2 separate regions of the Homo sapiens genome follow, and region 1 is linked to region 2. The links are chromatin contacts, found by Hi-C or POLR2A ChIA-PET in ENCODE. All regions are on one chromosome and are shown on one strand. Each heading gives the region's core, a stretch centred on a gene start or an enhancer-like site at or near the end of the contact. The rest is flanking DNA. Distances are from core to core; before and after follow the strand shown. Region 1 overlaps EBF1 (EBF transcription factor 1). Region 2 has its middle 140 kb from the start of LINC02227.

The links. Hi-C counts contacts between places; a loop is a spot of excess contacts on that map. ChIA-PET counts read pairs that join two places held with the same protein, here RNA polymerase II (POLR2A). Pooled maps may share reads with other maps.
Region 1: a loop to region 2 is called in a map with no recorded cell type, with 3 times the contacts of the local background. The contact joins two enhancer-like sites. A Hi-C loop is called at or near these places in 5 of 37 single-sample maps with no recorded cell type and 4 of 50 pooled maps. POLR2A ChIA-PET finds 5 or more read pairs at or near these places in 1 of 52 experiments (OCI-LY7).

The regions. Positions count from the first base shown.
Region 1 is chr5:158,948,968-158,956,101 of GRCh38, reverse strand. All of the region lies in intron 6 of EBF1 (EBF transcription factor 1), which reads left to right. Among named protein-coding and RNA genes, the nearest start is that of EBF1, 150 kb to the left of the region's middle. RefSeq lists enhancers at 1,746-1,875, 3,548-4,205. Within about 2 kb of position 2,026, at least 5 of the 41 ENCODE cell types and tissues checked have a DNase peak (open chromatin) inside an H3K27ac peak, as active enhancers do.
Region 2 is chr5:158,549,009-158,555,686 of GRCh38, reverse strand. No RefSeq gene overlaps it. Among named protein-coding and RNA genes, the nearest start is that of LINC02227, 140 kb to the right of the region's middle. Within about 2 kb of position 1,610, at least 7 of the 41 ENCODE cell types and tissues checked have a DNase peak (open chromatin) inside an H3K27ac peak, as active enhancers do.

The DNA.
Region 1 (7,134 bases), core at 777-3,276, 400 kb before region 2:
TGGGCAAATTTCTAAATCTGAAAGACACACACACACACACACACACACACACACACACACACACACACACACATTTATATTTATTTAATTAATGCAGTATCTGGCATATTCAAGCAGGAGCTTGTAACAAATAAGTAACAACTGTAAGAAATAAGTATTTGTTGCATAAACAAAGCAATGGCCTGCAGGTACTCCTCCTTTGGTAAGCCATTGCTAAGCAACTCTTTGCTACTCTTCCTTTCAGCTGCTGGCTGAACCTGCAGCATCTTCTTGTGACTCCCCTCAATGGTAGCACACTTCTACTCTTTGAGGGTTGATCTGAGTTTCGGAAACAGCCAGCAGTAATTTGATAACGAGGCTGGTGTAAAACATCAGTCGATTAAAGATCATTTTAGATCAGAAATGATGCGTCCCTGTAAGGGAACTACTATATTGAGATGAACTCAAAACATTCTGCCTGGATTTCCAAGAAGAGCTGCAAATGCTCTCAAGCAGTCTTCCAAAGTGACAATTAAGAATGGGATGGAATTCATTTTGATGTCCAGCTCTGGTCTAAAAGTCAGTCACATTCCAGGTCTCACTCTGGCCCCTGTGCTCTGGAAAGAGAGGAGCAGTGAGATATGGCCATTGTTGATATGAAAAGCAGAAGGTGGAGGTCCCAGGCTGCTGAGTTAGCCCTCAGTTTGAATCCTGCGTCTGCTGTTTTTTAGCTCTAAGTCCTGAGGCCTCTAATATACATCTACTCTGCAATTACTTCTCTCTCTCTCTCTTTTTTTTTTAGATGGAGTTTCGCTCTTGTTGCCCATTCTGGAGTGCAGTGGTGCAATCTCGGCTCACTACAACCCCTGCCTCCCGGATTCAAGCGATTCTCTTGCCTCAGACTCCCAAGTAGCTGGGATTACAGGTGCCCGCCACCACTCCCGGCTGATTTTTGTATTTTTAGTAGAGATGGGGTTTCACCATGTTGGCCAGGCTGGTCTTGAACTCCTGACCTCGTGATCCGCCCTCCTCGGCCTCCCAAAGTGCTGGGATTACAGGCGTGAGCCACTGCGCCCGGCCCAATTACTTCTCTGTAATTTTTTTCCCCTGAGGATTGGTGGGGAAAAAAAATGCTTGGCACATAACACTCCATGTTAAGTTTCAGGATTATTTCTTCTTTTTACATTATTTTAGTTTTTTGTTCATATGTACTCAGGGCTCACACTTTGCTTGGCTCCGTAAGTCCTAGAGAAAAATGGTATGAGAAATGAATTCACATGAAGCATTAGTGCCTTAGTCTCTTACTGTTTTTACCTTTCCCGTGAATATTTGTGCTTACAAAATGGTGTCCAGAAAGGCAGTGCCTCAGCGAGATAAATATGTTTCTAATCTTAGCATCTTGGGCAGAGTGAGGCTGGCATCTGAGGTCAGGGAGGCCACAGGGCCACGCTACTGACCGCATTGGTAACAGACTCCATTAGGTTGACAGAAAGGTTAAGGTTCCTGGAATCTGTCTCTAAATTCTCCGTACCCCCTCATTAGGTTAGAAGCCAATGCCAATACAAGTAACCAATACCAAACCCTCTCTTGCTTACAGAGGCATTATTAAGTTGGGGGCACCCTAAGAACAATTCATTGCAAATAATTGTTGGCACATTTATTCTCATGGCACAACTTTCAAAAGCAAATTAATTATAAACTGGTTGCAATTTAATTCAGTTTGTCTGGATTATGTGTTTGCAAGGCCTAGAGTACATTTGGCACCGTTGCTGGCACATTTGGATTTTAATGTCTTTGACAAGCCACAGCTTCCTTGGCCTGGGTAAACGGCCTACTGCCATACTGTCATTTAACTAGATTGCGTCAGAGTGACTCTTTAGCTTCGCGGTGGGTCTTCAGTTTACAACCTCCACGCCACCCCATCAGCCGCACGGGCATAGATCTCAACATGTATCAGGAAACTGGAAGAAAGCTGTGAACAGAATACTCTGAGAAAATGATGGTTAATCGTGTAGAAAAGTTTAACTATTTGCATCAGCACAATATTACACAGGCACATACGACTTTCAGTTCCCTAAACCTGAGAAAAGGTTTAACAACATTGTGTGAAATCTGACATCTTGCTATTCATATAAATGTGAAAGGCAGATTGGGAAAAATACAGTAAAATCCCCGCTTTTGTGCAGAGAATGGTGCATATTTTTCCCCTAATTATGGAAGGTAGCCTTTTATTTCTTCTGAATTCATTCATTTCTGAGCCTGTGTTTTCAGCTTGCTTATGAAACTCAATTATAAAACCAGGGTTAAAAATTAAGTCAAGTCACAGGCTATACTCCTCTTTGATTCTGGGGCTCCTGAGAACTTCCAGCCCTCTGCCACTGGCTTGAAAAATCTCTACCCTTACAAATCTCTCAAGCTTTCATGCACCTCTCCTACACAGCAGATTAATTAAGGAAAAAGATGGAAAACTCCTGGCACCATTTTATCTTTCCAAACTGTGATTTGCCTCTTCCCCCTAAATCTTCCCTTCCCTCTCTTCTGCTCCTTTCTCAAAAAGAAAGTGTATGATTGTCAACTTTCTGAGTTCAAGACAGTGGAGGATTAAACTGGCCTTACTGAGATTTGAACTTGTGACTCAAGTCATTGGATTTTGTGAAAGAGGCCCAAACTCTCCGGACTGGACAGGTTACAGCTCCGGTTTCTGTCCCTCTGCTGCCTTTTCCTGGGTAGCATGATGATCTCTGGCATTTATCTATCTATGAGGCTTGCAAAATCGCGGCCTGTCATAATGGTAAATAAAATGTGTTAAAGTTAATATGAAGAAGAAAGGAGCAATTACAACTGCTTAAAACAGTCTTCAAATATACTTAAGCAGAGGTTTGCCACGTAAACACACAATTAAAGCAGGAATTTGTGATGGATGCAAGGGTTTGACGGTCCCAGACATACTGTTTACTGGTGTAGTTAGCAGATGGATAAGTCAACTGATCCCAGATGTGCAGCTTATAAATATAAACTCATGTCTTACTAGTGATGTATGTCTGCAAGTAGCAACAAATTACTTTCTATTTAACTCTTGACTGTTTACTAGGGGGAGCTTTGTAATGCTCACTTGCTTAAAAAAAAAAAAGGATTTTTAAACAAGTTTCCTCTTTTAAAAGTGGTAACCAAATATCTAAAAAAAAGGTACTTTGGTGCAGAAGTTGTTTTAAAGGACAGGTTTAAATAGGCTTACTTTTTTCTTTTAAGTTCAGATACCTAAGCCTTATGTCCCTAGCCGCAGTTTTCAGATATTTGCAGCTAATTAATTCTTAGGAAATCTAATCTGAATTGAATTAATTTTCCCTTTTAGGGCACACGAAGCAACTTTTAGGTAAGAAAAAAAATGAAAACAGCTTTTGTTGCACATAATTCTTGCAACTAATGAAAAGTAATATTGCTGTTCCCTTCAAATAATGCAATAACAAAACACCAAATGAGAGCATTGCATTGTATTGTTATATTTGCTGTTTAAATAATTTAGCTGCAAAAATCTGAGGGCTGCTTTAGCTGTAATTAATTATTCATTAATGACATGCTAATTGCACAATACCTTTGAATATTTAACAAAATGCAAAAACCAGGCTCTGAAGTTATGTTTTTAGTGCAAGGGGGAGAAGATTCTTTAGTCCATCACTGTACCAGGAGGACAAAAAAAAAGTCCTTTTTCAGATGCGAGGTAAAGTAGTAGTAGTGGCCTACTTTCCATTCACCATCTCAGTCACCCTTTGTGCCGTGGAATATAATGTCCTTATCTAGACTTAACAATTGACAGGGTGGTAAATCCCTTGACTTTTGTCCAAATGATTTCTCTACAAAAATGGGTTAATTATCGCCTTTCCCTAGCTTTTTGACTAACAAAAGGCCCTGGATCTCTTTTTTCCTTTCTTTCCTATTTACTGTAAGGAGCTCTTTGAAATGTGATAGTTTAATCGGCAACACCTTCTACAGGGGGAATACTGAGAGGCCGGCCTGGCCCTGCCTGGAGCTCAGGTTGCTCTGTGAACATTACCGTGGTTAGGAGATATGACCTTTATTATGCCAAAGCCATCCTGGACTTTCAGGATGAAAAACTCCTGAGTGCTCGGTAGTCGACTTCATTTGTTTCTGCTAATAAAAGCTGGCGGGTTTTTAACAGTGTCTTTTAGTGGGTGGGATGACTAAAGGGCACAGTGTTGAACTGGCTTAGCTGTGTTTCACTAATTCCCTGCAAGACAGCGAGTTTGCATCTTTCTGTGTCCTGTCTCTGTTTCCAAGCCTGAAAGCTCCTCATTGTCTCTGACCTGTAAGTCAGGGATACTCTTCGTAGTGGATAAGCAGAGAAGAGGACTGGCTTTTTTTCTTTTTATTTGTCATTATCACCCTCTTGGTCCCAATCAGAGAATCACCAGCCCCTAATTTAGTACAAGGCAGTGAGCTGTGTGGCAGCTTGTCCTTGTGGTTGAGAATATATTTCATGCACTAGGGCCTACTTAGTCATATTTTGCATTTGACTGCCATTACTATTAATGGCATTTATGAATGCACATTGGCGGGAAGAAGACCCCATTGAATCTGTGCATTATCAGAGATTGGGGAATTAGCATACTCCGTGTCTGGTTCATGATGGATTTTACTGTGCTGTGGAAATACTTAGCAATTAAATGAGAAATCACCATTGTGAACGTGCACCTGCCAGGAAAAAAAGAATGGAGTAGAGAAGGAGGGGCATTCACTCAAGTTGACGCCAAGTTCCCTCTTTTGCCATTGCCTTCTCTCATTTGGGAAATGCTACATCTGCCTGTAGCCATTGTTCAACATGGCAATATATAATAGAGCCACTGTTTAGTAAACGCATGGCATCACAGGCCCACCCAGCCAAAAGTGTGTCAGGGTCAAAAGTGTTTATAGTCAATTTGGAAGTCACAGCTTGCAAAGTGAAAAGTGAAATAATGCAAAAGTAATGTATGATTTAGTGCCACATGAATTAGAGAGTTCAGGGATTGCAAAGTGGCAAACCATGCGTTCAGACCAACCCAGAGTCAGATGCATTTTACTTGGCTTGAACTTTTTTCATTCTAAGTTGGAGTTAATATTGAAAAATTGGGAGATTTATATAGAAATCTGACTTTCCATCTTCTCTTGAAAAGTCAGAAGGTCTACCAACATGGGCTGCCAGCCATCCCACATGGCAACAATTGGCCAGAGCTAAGTAGCCCGGGCTTGCATTTTTCATTTGAATACCTCACCTGCCTGGAAGTTTCCTACTTTGGAATAGAGATTTGAGGTAGGAGTGACTATGGGTTAGAGTGAACAGGGAAGGATGACTTTTGGACAAACTCCACCAAATACACTCTCCACATGCTGGTGGTATAGTCATGATGAGATTTCAGATGGTTCCCGCCACTCATTTATAGCCTTTTCCTTTTCCAGAGTAAAATGTCAGAGATAAAGAAGGTTGTCTCCCAGGCCACTGAGGAAGTACTTCTTTGGCTTTCTGCATGGTCCTCAGAACGGGGCCAATTTTACTCGTAAGACTTCTTGTATTTCTTTTTTAGATCTCAGAATTTGTTTTATTAAGCCCCTCTTCTGTGCTAGACACTGGGCGGAGCATTTCTCACACAAATCCACTTCTTTCTGGTCCTGTGTGGGCTGGACTCTAGCAGTAGTCAATGGAAAGCTTTGGACTGCTATAGTGGAAGCTCTGCCTGGACTGAAGTTTTGTTGTGAAATAAATGGCAGTGTGAAGAACAGGTTACTATTCTTCATCGGCTACTGACTCTAGGACTTTAGCCTACCTTGAGCACCTTTTCTTGGGTACATTCACTTAGGATTAATGAATGATGTTGTTACATAAAACCTTGTTTCTGCCCAAGTCCTGAAGTGAATAACATCTAAGGGAAGTAGGCAGGAGTGCCAAGAGAAGCCAATTTCATCAGTGTTAATTGGAGACCTTTGGGCCAGGAAATAGAAGAGCATGGGTAATCCATGTCTCCTTAGCCCACTGCCTGTGTGGAAGCCAGCCTGAAACTTTTGATGTTACTTAGCAATATTAGGGAAACATCTGTGAACAGGCACCACTGTACACCACTGGGAATTGCTTAAAAGTGATACAACGTGAACCTGTCAAGTGACAAATACTGCTGTGGGAGCATGACTTATAAACTGTGTGAACACAGTTCTTCCTGGAAGTATGGATTGAGCTAGGGAGCGGTGGTTACCAGGAGAGAATTTGTTATCCTAGTGTGAATTAGGGAATGAATATCTAACATGAGACAACTAGAGCAGGGGAATTCTTGGATAAATATGGGTAGGGTGTGTATGGCTTAGCGCACATTTGAAGTTCATGACTGAGAAGATTTACTTGGTGAACATTTATTGAATAGATACAATGGGAAAGCCTGTATTTGTTGAAAGAGGCAGATATAGACATCTAAACCAAAGTACCACATTGGCCAGCCATGTCTAGATTGGGTGTGGGTCACCTTTTTATCTTCTAGGAAATTATCTTACTTGTTGAAGTGGCCTCTTTTGGAAAAAGCCTGAACATAGTTTGTCTATTGTGATCTGTTCTTTTTCCTGAAGAAAATATTTTCTTTTTAGTTTTTAATTTTAAAAAGTTTAAAAAGTTGTTTTTGTAGAGATGGGGGTCTCACTGTGTTGCCCAGGCTGGTCTCAAACTCCTGGCCTCAAGCAATCCTCCCATCTTTACCTCCCAAAGTGCTTGGGATTACAGATGTGAGCCACTGCACCTTGCCCATAATGAAAACGTTTTAAAGGAACTAGAAGAATGATAAATGGGTATGCCATCACGATGTGGAAACTATGATAATTCGAAAATTAAATCTGCTCAAATGCTTTTGTGGATTGATAAGAGACAAGTGATTATGGATCAAGTCATTAATATTCATCAATGTAAAGAATAAGTTGGGGAATTATATAGAATTGTAAGGAGAACAGGAAAAGGTATAAAAGGGGATATAAATTACTATTCTCCTATATGCACAGACAAAAATCACAAATGTCTAGTATAAAAAAGGAAGGGCCTTGAAATCCATTGGCATTTCCAGAAAATATTCCATGACCTACTCCTGTTGCAAATGTGCCTTTTACCATTGCAGGGTGATAAAATGCCAT
Region 2 (6,678 bases), core at 361-2,860:
TTTCCCCTAAAGCAAGGAGAGAGAGAGACAGAGAGAGAGAGAGAGAGAGAGAGAGAGAGAGAGAAAACCTAGTCTCCAAGCTCCTATTTTATTTGTCCATCACTGAGACAAGTTTGCACCCAGGGGAAGGTATACATAAAAGCATGAATGCCAGGAGGTGGAATCCTTGGAGGGCATTTTGAAGACTGGCTGACACAGTGCCTTAGTAAGAGTTTTGGGGATATAGCCATGAGCTAAAGGGCCATCTAACTTATAGTCTAAGAGGAGAGACAGACATATATAAAATCATTATGTACCTAAATACATACCAACCAACTAGGCTAAGACAATGAAGAAAAGGTACAGTATGTATGAGAGACATTTAGCAGGAGACCTTAGGAGGAAGTGGAAGGGACAGGGATGCATTTGTGAGGAAGTTACATTTCAGTTGAAACTCAAAGCATGAGTGGTAGTTAACATTAGTTAAAATTATGGTGGTTGCCTCAACATGTTAAACATAGTTTCCTTATCACCTAGCAGTTCTATCTTTAGGTATAAACCCAAGATAAATAAACACATACATCCATACAAAAGCTTGTACATGAATGCCCATAGCGGCATTGTTCATAATAGTCAAAAAATGAAAGTAACTCAAATGTCCATCAACTTGTGAATGGATAAACTAAATGTGGTATATCCATACAATAGGATATTACGTGATGACTAAGAAAAAAACACTGATCCACGGTACAACATGGATGAACCTTGAAAACATTATGATAAGTAAAAGAAGTCATAAACAAAATACGACATATTGGATAATCCTATTTGTTTGAATGTCTGCAATAGGAGACAGAAGAGAGATGCAAAGTAGATTAATGATTTCCTAGGGTTGAGGGAAAATGGAAAGTGAAAGCTTATAGGTAAAAGGGTTTTTTAAAGGGTGATAAAAACGTTTTGAAATAGATGTAATGATGCTTGCACCACTCTATGAATATGCTTGAAACCACTGAATAGTCCACTTTAAGTGGGTGAATTGTGTGTATGTGAATTTTTTTCTTAATAATGAGGTTATAAAAGAGGATGGCTGGAAAAGCTTTGCAGCAGAAGGAACAACTTGAAGTGGAAGAGAATATGGTGTGCAGGAGAAATGGAAAGAAAGTCAATGTGTCTGCAGCACAGAGTAGAGGAGAGAAGTAGTGTTACATGAGGTGGAAACCAGACCCTGCAGGCTTTAGTGACCCAATCAAGGAAGCTGCTCTTAATCGTGAGGGCTATGAGAAGCCACTGAAGGTTTTTAAGCATGAATTTGCCAGATCATATTTGAGGTTTTCAAATTTAATATCATAAATGCCCTATAAAATAAAGCTAATATTTATATCATGAGGTGATTAACGGAGCAGGCAGAATAGTGAAAATCGTATTTTTTATCATTTTCCCTAGAGGAGTGCAGACACTGGAGTTTTGAGATTGTGCTTGAACCGTTAATCGTTAGAAGCAGCATACTTGGTTCACATGCTTTTCATCCACCCTCTGGTGTCCTACATGACTTCATATTGCTCAATGAGGGGACAGGCTAGATGTGGCCACCCTCAGGTGCTGGCCCCATGTTCTCATGTTGCACAGTTTTTGGGATTCTGGGCTTCACCGAGCTCTTTATCCTTGTCCAGATGGCAGAGCAGAGGAAATATCTGGTAAAATGTTAATTCCACCTCATTTAATGCAGCTTACATAGGTGTGGTGTAGTCGAGGCCTCTACAGGAAAAGCTGATTTCAAGTTCTGGCACAAGGATTAGCTGATTCACAAAAGATGTGAGTCTCCGTTTCTTCCCTGCACATCTGTCCTGTCTGCTTTTAATTTGGAAGCACCAGTTTTAATTTAGCGGCAGGACTGTAAACTCCATTTCTGTGAATACAGAATGACATACTTTGTGGAACGGGGGCCTCTGGCCAAGATCTGACTCCTAAGTAATTGATGGCTAGTGACTGGCTGAGAAATGCTCAAATGCAAACACTTCCCATGGCAAAAACCCTGTCGTATCAGCTGGATTACAAACGAGCCTTGCTGGGCTGCTGCCCATTGAAATATAGGCCATGTCTTTAACCACAGTCTCCAAAACCTGGAGGGAGCCTCCAGTTCATTCTAAACATCGATGATCTTTCCAGTCCACAGGTTTCCTTTGTCCTCAGACTTTGTCTGGAGCCTGTGGCCCAATGCACAGATTTCTTCATATTTGGAAGCCAACCATATCGGGAAGGAGGCTTCAGCATTAAGGGTTGTTTTGTTCTGGTGAAAAGGACACTCTTTTCATCACATTTAAAAACCAATTTTTTAAAATCTCACTCATATCCAATATTTTGTGTGTGTGAGAGAGAAAACACAGGCCTAAAGTTACATCACCCTTGTGGTTTGAGAAATCTTTTTCACAATATGTAGACTGTTTTTGGGGCTGGGATTTTTGGAGAAGGGGGAAAAATAGTGGGGCAAGAAGGACAGAGATATGAGACAGAAAATTAAGTCTTTCTGTAAACAAGAAAGAATGGATAAGCAAAGGGAATAAAATGGACAAAACTTCCATGAGTCTGACATCTTCTAGATACAGAGATAGCCGATACAAAATCCCATGATGCCTTTAAAAAATTAATTTAAGTCCACCAGTCTTACATCACCATTGAATCCCTATCACCTGTCATGGTGCCTAGCATATAGTAAGTTTTGATACATATTTTTAAATACATGAATGAGGAAATAAGTAATTATTGCATGCTTACCGTATGCCCAGCACTGCTGTACTCAAAGGGCATGGGAAACATAACTAATGCCACAGGGAAACTTATGGGGAGTCCAGTGTAGAATAATGGTAGGAGGCACAGAGCCCGGAGTTAGCTAGTCCTGGATCTGGGTTTGAGCCCTGCCTCTAACACTTACCAGCTGTGTGGCCTGGGGGAAAATTATTTAAGCTAATTGTTAGTTTCCTTTAATTGGAATGTGGACAATAATAGGACCTATTTCATGTGGTTGTTGGGAGGATTACTTGTGGTAAAGGTGTAAGGTGCTTGTGCTAGAACATGGGAAATACTCAGTAATGGTAACTATTATATAATTTGGAAATGGTACATGGCCGCCTTATGCAATAGTTCTTGCTGTGAGTCTCTCCAAAATGTCCTTGAACTCCCACCTTCGTTTTACATACAATTGCTTGCCAATTCCTTTCTCAAGACATAGTGAGGCCAACATTATTCACTCCCGTTGGTCTTGCTTAAGTGTGCAGAGTCCTTTTGTCTTGGAACTAATGTGGATTTTGTAAAAAATCATTTCTCCATGGAGGACAGTGGCACTCAGCTCCAGTACTAACAAGAGAACATCCCAGATGGTTTGCAAAGTATTTTAGTTTTTGCCAAACATGTTTCCTGCTAATTTGAAATTCCCTCTGTGTTTTTAAGTGAAATGTAATCCACGTGTTCCTGGTCAAGTAACTACTGGGGAAGGAAGTGGGAAAGAATCAGGGAGAATCCCAACATCAGCTCTTAAAGAGATGGCAGCATCTGAGGTGTGTGTGCTGCATGTGTTCTAAGGGATCTCTGTACAAGGAAGAGAGGGCATGAGCCCTCCTGATTCTCCTCTCCAACCCACGGGTCAACCACTCACCCAACCACTCCATGCTTATTGGGCCCTCACTAACTCCACACTGTAGTGGGCACTGCTTGTATAGAAGGGGTCAATGTGATCCCTGTCCTGAACAAAGTAGATTAGAAGTCAGCAAACTTTCTCTGTAAAGGCTCAGATAGTAAGTATTTTTGGCTGTGTGGGATTGGTGGTCTCTGCTGCAATTAGTCAACTCTGCCGTTGTAACACAAAAGCACCCATAGACAATATGTAACAAAAGAACAGGGTTGTGTTCAGTGATGATAGCTATTATTATATCATTTGGAAATGTCATGTGGCCGCCTTATGGAACAGTTTTTGCCATGAATCTACCCAAAATATCCTGGAACTACCACCTTTGTTTCAGGTACAATTGCTTGCCAAGTTCTTTCTTAAGCTATACTGAGGCCAACATTTTGACCCAACTGAGCAAATTAGGTCTGTGGGAGCAAATTTGGCCTGTGGGCAATAGTTTTCAGATTCCTGGATTGGATTATACCTGGAAAGATCACAACACCTCAGATAAAGACTCAAGAGTAGATAACTCAGTGCTCATCAATGAAGAGGCTGGCCCTGCCTCAACGTAATAGGGATTCAGAAGCAGGAGGTATCAAGGGCCTGCGGTTGTACCTTTCAGGAAGAAGTGGATTCAAATCCCAGTCCTATTATTTACTGGCTATGTGACTTAAGAAAAATTAGTAAATCTCTACAATTTAGCTTTGTATAAGCAAATTGCATAAGCTATTGTATAGCTTTGTATAAGCTAAAGTTCAGCTTGCTTATCTTTAAATTGGACATAATAACATCATTAATCTTATGTAGCATCATAATAGCATTATTAATAAATGTTAGTAATTAACATTATTTAATCTCCGGATTAAATGAGACAATGTATATAAAGGTTCCATGCAATGTCCAGCACCCAGTATGACAGCTGATATTCATAGTGAAAAAAGCATAGACTTTGGGGTTGGTGGTCCTGGGTTTGTTGAGGCCTGCTCTGCCACTTAATCATCTGAACCTTTACAGGACTGACCCCTGGTCAATATTGCAAATATTTTTGGGTTTTGCAAGCCACAAACAGTCTCTCTCACACTAAAAGAAATTTACAACCCTTTAAAAATGTAAAAATCATTCTGTCATTTATTAGCTTATAAGCTGTACAAAACCAGGCTGTGGGCTGCATTTGGCCTGAGGGCTGTAGTTTACTGAACTCTGTTCTAGACTGCCACTCTATTGAACAGAAATAAAGTGTAAGCCACACACTGAGGCACGTATGTAATTTAAAATGGTCTAGTAGCCACATTAGACAAAGTAAAACAAAAACATAAAAAAGATAAAATTAATTTTAATAGTATATTTGTTTAATCTGACATATTTAAAATATCATTTGAACAAGTAATCATTAAAATTTGCTAATAAACTATTTTGCATTTTTTTCCTTTTTGTACTAAGTCTTTGAACACCTGTTCGTATTAACACGCACAGCACATGTCAGGAGCTCAAAGCCACAGGCAGCCCTAGACCTCAAAAATTCTTTGCAAAATTAACACAACCTTAGAACTTACATTTTAGAGTCTTTGGGATTTAATGTTTGGAAGGTGCTGAGCATACTACCTGGCACAGAATGATCTGTTAGTGCTATCTAATTAGCTGATCACTGCTAAGAAGGCTCAGTGTGAATTATAATGATGGTAATGATTATCTGGGGGAAACAATCGGTATCTACTTCTCTCTTCTGAAAAAAAAAAAAAAATCTCAGTCCTGGTGATCAGAGGCCTTTTCCAAGACCCCACAGCTTCCTTTATCATTTTTCTCAGGGGCCCAAGAAGATTCTGGTGGCTCCTCAGAAATCACAGTTTTTCTAAGACCCAGGATACAGGTGAGTGGCCTGGCAATTTAACGTGGAATTTAAGGAATCATCCACAGCCCACAGCCCCTCTGGGACACTATGAGGGTCAGTGCTGCCTCCTCTTTTTTGACTGCTTCATTTCCAGGCCAGTGTTCCAGGAGAGACTCCTTACTTTGTGGAATGTATGTGTGTCTCTGTGTGTGTGTGTGTGTGTGTGCGCGTGTATGTGTGTGTATTTCCCTTCTACCCTGTGCCATTTCTCCTTTGATCCTTTGATTCCATTTCCCTATTTAGATGCCCTGCCAGCATTCCCTGCAGCTTTTTAGGAGGAGTAGATGCATGGGTTTTCAAGGAGAGGCCTTTTGAGAAGCTTAGGAAGTCTCCCATTTGAGCCAGAGACTTGGGGTTGCCTTGCCTCCCAGTCCCCTGAAAAGCTGGGCTTTGCTGGCCAGCCTCATCTGACCCAATATTTTGTGTTGTCCAAAGCAGGGCAGTCCAGCTTGTGCCTCTCCTGTTAGGACGTAGGGCCGACTCTTAGTGGAAAAGTACCGATTGTTATATACCAAACAGTTGCCCAGGTTTCAGCAGAAAGCCAAATCAGATGGACTAGGGGAATGTACCTAGACTGAAAAGAGCAAAAATTCCTTCTGGATGAGGTTGTCTAGTACAACTCCCTTGAAGCATTGGTTTTCATATTGAACAACTCTAGGTCAGGGGTCGAATGACATCACTGACTCATGAAACCCATGCCTCTGCAACAAGTCCCTCATCCAGCATTTTATAGAACAAAGTCTTTGGAGCTAAATCCTTGCTTTGCAACTTATCAACTGTGTGACCCTGGACTACTTAACTGCTCTGAGCCTCAGCTTCCTCATCTTTAAATGGGGAGAGCCATATACTCTTGGATTGTGGGTAGGACTCAATTAGTGCTATTAATTATGGGAAAGATTCAATTCGCTCAGGATACAAAATCAATGTGCAAAAATCACAAGCACTCCTATATACCAATAATAGACAAATAGAGAGCCAAATCATAAGTGAAGTCCCATTCACAATTGCTACAAAGAGAATAAAATACCTAGGAATACAACTTACAAGGGATGTGAAGGACCTCTTCAAGGAGAACTACAAACCACTGCTCAAGGAAATAAGAGAGGTTGCAAACAAATTGAAAAACATTCCATGCTCATGGATAGGAAGA